Regions from separate parts of the Homo sapiens genome. Here region 1 is linked to region 2. A link is an interaction called in ENCODE POLR2A ChIA-PET data of the cell type or tissue named here. Cell type or tissue: PC-9. All regions are shown on one strand.

Region 1 (2,500 bases), 99 kb after region 2:
GGGTAACTTTTTCATTGGCCTCACCATTCTGGTTGATTTTATAGTTTAACTCTCTGAGGAAACCTTTATTTTCCTTACTTCCAGATTCTTGATGGGACATGGCTTTGCATTGCTCCCTCACATTGCCTGTGGTAGGAGTGTCTCATCATCCACCCTTTCCCTGGGGAGAAGAAAAGAAACACTTACTTCTTTTCCCAAAAATTCTGTTATTTCAACTCAGCAAGTTTATCTTCTCTACTTTTCTTAGCTCCTTTGCTCAATTCTGTTTCTTTTTCTTTTTTTTTTTTTTTTTGCAACTGAGACAGTGTCTCACTATGTTGCCCAGGTGGGTCTTGAACTTTTGGGCTCAAGCTGTCCTCCTGCCTCAGACTTCTAAGTAGCTGGGACTACAGGCATGAGCCACCATGCCTGGCCTCGGTTGCATTGCTTTAGTAGCCGCCACTTTATGCTTTAAGAACTGTTTTGCCTCACTGAAGAGAAGCTGCTGAGTCATTTTCATACTTGTTACTCAAATCAAAGTACAGGCTTCAGGCTTAGAAAAATTAAATTACTCCTTGTTTTGCCTGTGACAAAATAAAATGCACATTATTTTTTTAAAAGATATTTCTCTTTACTTGCAAGGAATGTTTTTTTGGCAATGACTTTATATATATCACAGTAGTACCCTAAAACATAATGAGGCAGATGAGAGTTTGGGGAAAAATGGTCAAGATTCATGTTGCTTTATAAACTCCATAAGGGCACAGAGTGTCAGATATATCTGATGGAATGAATGAAATAACTAACTAGTTAACAATGAATCCTCATAACTATTCATGGAAGATGGCAGAGTTTTTATCATTCTGGCCATAGAGAAATGCATTTGATGCCCCTTTTCAGCTGCAGGATAAGTTGTTAAATATGACATGAAGTCATTTTCACCACAGTTCCCCTGTGTTGGAACAAGTATGTTGGACTGAAGCCCCTTTGTTCCCTGTGGAAAGTCTGCCACCTCTGCAAACTTGTCCTCAGGAATGTCATTCTAGAAATAATCCAGCCTTCTCCCTGGGGTCTATGAGTCATACACAGAAGCTAATTCATTGGAGCAACTGGCTTTTCTTAGGCCCTTTGTAAAAGTATTTCAGAGATCCCTCCTGATGAAGCAAGGAAAGTAGAGTTCCCCCTCAGCTTCTTTCTAGTTCTTCCCTTATTTGCTCTGTGCTTCTTCCACCACCTCATATTTGGCTTTCACTGATGACCTTTACCTGCAGACCCAGGCCCCAATTCCTTAGCTAGTGTTGCCCGAAGCTGGAAGTACACCAGCAAAGCCTCATTACCCCACCTACCCAGCTCCATTCATTCAGATTTGGAATTAAATCACACTCTACCAGACCCTCCCCATCCTTTTTGCTGTTAACCACACTTGTGAGATACAGTATGCCAATGACTGATGCTCCAGGCTTGGTTCTCTACTATAAGGGGATACCCCAAAATTCATCTTTTTTCCTTTTAATTTTTTTAAATTAATTTTTTATAACAAGTAGTAATAGAACACATTTTCACTGTAAAATAACATGAAGCTGAAGTCCCCTTTGTTCAACTAAGTATTTAATTTGCATTGCTGTATAATTTTTGGTGGTTTTTATATTCTAGAATGTTTTGGGGTTGTTTGTTTGTTTGTTTTTACAGTGGATTTCTTTCTCCCATGTTTTATTTTTTATTTATTTTATTTATTTATTTATTTTTCTTTTGAGATGGAGTTGCCCAGGCTGGAATGCAGTGGCCTGATCTTGGTTCACTGTAGCCTCTGTCTCCCAGATTCAAGCAATTCTCGTGCCTCAGCCTTCCACGTAGCTGGAATTACAGGTGCCCGCCACCACACCTGGCTAATTTTTATATTTTTAGTAGAGACAGGATTTCACCATGTTGGCCAGGCTGGTCTTGAACTCCTCAGCTCAAGTGATCCACCCACCTCAGCCTCCCAAGGTGCTGGGATTACAGGTGTGAGCCACCATGCCCCACCTAGAATTTTTTTTAACACAAGAAATGCACAACTCCAATAAAATTCAAACAGTATAGAAGTATGAAGAGTAAAAAGGGAAAGTATCTCAGAACCCTGCCCTATTTCCACTTCCTGTCCACTGTTAACAGTTTGATGATAGCCTTCCAGAGCTTTGTAAAATGCATTTACATATATATATGTAGATAGTTTTATTTTTATATAAATGGGATCATGTTATATCTGTTCTACAGCTTCCTTTATTTACTTACTATCTCCTAGTTTTTCATGTCAGTACATTTAGCTTTGTTAACAAACACGTAATACTCCATAGTTTGAGTGTGTCATAATTTAAATATTCCCTATTGAGGGGATTTGAACTGCTTCCCGTTTGGGGTTTTTATTATTACAGCAATGCTATACCAAACATCTTTGCATATGCCTTTGTGTACTGCTCAAGAATGTCTCTAGGCTAGATGTCTAGAGATACAGTCAATGGATCAAAAAATAGGTGTGGAAGCT
Region 2 (2,500 bases):
AGGTTCATATTCCCTTTTTTCCAAGGACGTTTACCTAGGAATTACAAGGCAATCTCAATCTATGATGACCTATATTATTATGATGAAACCATAGGCTTTGTCTGGTTAAAAAAAAAAAAAAAAAGTTAATTTGGTGGATATGTGTGGGGAGAAGTTGCATTAGGGGGATGACTCCTGCAAAAGGTTGGAGGGAAGTCCTCTTTCTTCATTTTGAGCACTTGGTGCTCACTCAACTCCACCCCATTTACAGCTACTCTGCTCTATCTATAGGTAGGTTCATCACGCATATGCTCCAGACAGATCGTTTTAGAAATGCTGATATTAGTATAGTGGGCAGGAATTTTTCTCCACAAACTCATAGGTACAAAAACTATTTCTATTTATTTATTTAATCAAGTTAACCCGATTCTAAGCATCCAGTCATCTGATGAGATATTTGATCTCAGCCATCTTCAGGGTGGTCATCCCTCTCCCAAGAATTCCACATGAATCCAGGGGGCTCATGTGGCTCCCAGCAAAGGGCAGAAAATCCTCTGGTTCTTATGACTGCCGCTGAGAAGCTCCTCATCCAAGCCCATACAGAGGGTGAGCAGCTCCCTCCTTCCACACCAAGCATGGGGACCCTTTCTCACAATCCTCTATGCCACAGCTGTCTCCAGCAAACACACATTCCATCCCAGCAGAGGTCTGTCACATCTGAGGAAGTGGCATGGAAGCAGGGCATAGGTCTACATCACTCAAAAGAAAAAACTCCCATCCCCGTCCTCACCTCGGGGAAAGCCACTTCTGCCTTCTCTCTTCTTATGGAGGAAGGAATTGGAGCTTACGTATCAAACACACTTAAGTGTGTCTTGAGAGTGCTGAGGATGGGTGGCACGTCCTCGTGTTTTGGGCTGGCATAAAGTTCAGATGAACCCATGTGAGGTGATTAGTGGCCCTTACTTGACAGACATGCAACGTGCCTAATGAAGGCCTGAGGCCTCAGCCTCCCTGACTAGACAGGTCCAATCATCCTTCTCAATCATTAATCTTCAGAGAATCCCTGCTGTCTTACAAATGTACCCAGGTTTGTTTTAATAAGGTATAATAAGACACATAGACACAGAAATGACTGTCATCGAGAAAGCTGATACTCACAGGTCCCTAGAAACAGGAGGCAAAGCACACTATACAGGGGCCACATGGGGAAGCACCAGGGTCAGTTGGGATGCAGAGGGAGCAGGGAAAACGTGGGCAAGAGTGCTTATTGTGGTTTCCATTGGAAGGAATGACTGAGGCAGGGTAGGCAGACTTAGGATTGGCTAGTTTGAGTAATTTCAGCAGGCTTTGGGGTAAAGAGGCCATCCCTAGTTGTCTGGTGCCTGGCCCTAGGTGATTAGAGCAGGCAGATAGTGGCCCAGAGTATAAGAGCCCTGGTCTCTCTCCTCCTTGAAAAACTCTTCTCTCCCACTCCCCACAGGAAGCCCAGTCCCCTTTGACATCTCCCCACCTTCCTCCCTCCCCCAAAGAGGAACTAGGCCACAACCTCAAGTGAGTGGGGTTGAAAGATAGGCTGAGGGTAAACCAAAGAACACACAGCCTTCCTCCATTCTATACAAAGGGATCTCAGGCCACTAAGGTCAGACAGGTCTGAGGATTACAAAAATCATAGATCTGCCTCCTAAAACCTAGAAACCAGCAGCTATGAGCTGTCCAGAGGTGACCCAGAACAGGATATCTGTGAAACAATGACTGTCCTTTACTGAGTGAGGCTTAATATGATTGCGAGTGTCATGGTTATCTTTTTTTTTTTTTTTTGAGACGGAGTTTTGCTCTGTTGCCCAGGCTGGAGTGCAGTGGCGTGATCTTGGCTCACTGCAAACTCCACCTCCCGGGTTCACGCCATTCTCCTGCCTCAGCCTCCCGAGTAGCTGGGACTACAGGCCCCCGCCACCACGCCCGGCTAATTTTTTGTATTTTTAGTAGAGACGGGGTTTCACCGTGTTAGCCAGAATGGTCTCGATCTCCTGACCTTGTGATCCACCTGCCTTGGCCTCCCAAAGTGCTGGGATTACAGGCGTAAGCCACCATGCCCAGCCTACGAATGTCATGGTTATCATATAGTTAAGCTATATGGTTATGGATAGTAAGCCCATTTTTGCAATAACAACATCTATTGGTACAGACAGGTCTTTATTGTTGACATATTTTCTCATTTAATCCTTGAAGCAACCCTGAGGTAGGTTTTATTATCCCCACTTCGCAGATGAGTAAACTGATGTCCCTAGGTTAGGTTACTTGCCGAAGATCACACATTTACTAGTGGCAAAGCCACTGATAATTCCAAACCCAAGGGGACTCTTTTGAGTAGTTCACAGGCTGCTGCCAAGGAAAGTAGAGCAGAAAACTTCAAAGGGGAAGGACTGGATCATTGACTGGAGCTTGAGGGGCTCAAGCACCAGGGATGAACGAGGCACATTCACAGGCCAAGACCAGGACTCAGCAGGAGAAGCCTAGAGCC

What was found. Peaks named below come from ENCODE experiments on the same cell type or tissue, not always from the same donor. Only the 100,000 strongest peaks of a DNase experiment are listed, where the experiment ranks them.
Region 1: POLR2A ChIA-PET joins it to region 2 with 8 read pairs; 2 of 35 experiments call an interaction of 5 or more read pairs at or near these places.

The regions. Positions count from the first base shown.
Region 1 is chr2:74,582,241-74,584,740 of GRCh38, reverse strand. The region is part of intron 4 of M1AP (meiosis 1 associated protein); the gene reads left to right. Among named protein-coding and RNA genes, the nearest start is that of DOK1, 29 kb to the right of the region's middle. In PC-9, no CTCF peak of the experiment used is centred here; a DNase peak (open chromatin) is centred at 1,030.
Region 2 is chr2:74,681,713-74,684,212 of GRCh38, reverse strand. It overlaps SEMA4F (ssemaphorin 4F), which reads right to left. Exons shown (of 14, transcript NM_004263.5): 14 at 372-2,500. Among named protein-coding and RNA genes, the nearest start is that of SEMA4F, 29 kb to the right of the region's middle. In PC-9, no CTCF peak of the experiment used is centred here; no DNase peak of the experiment used is centred here.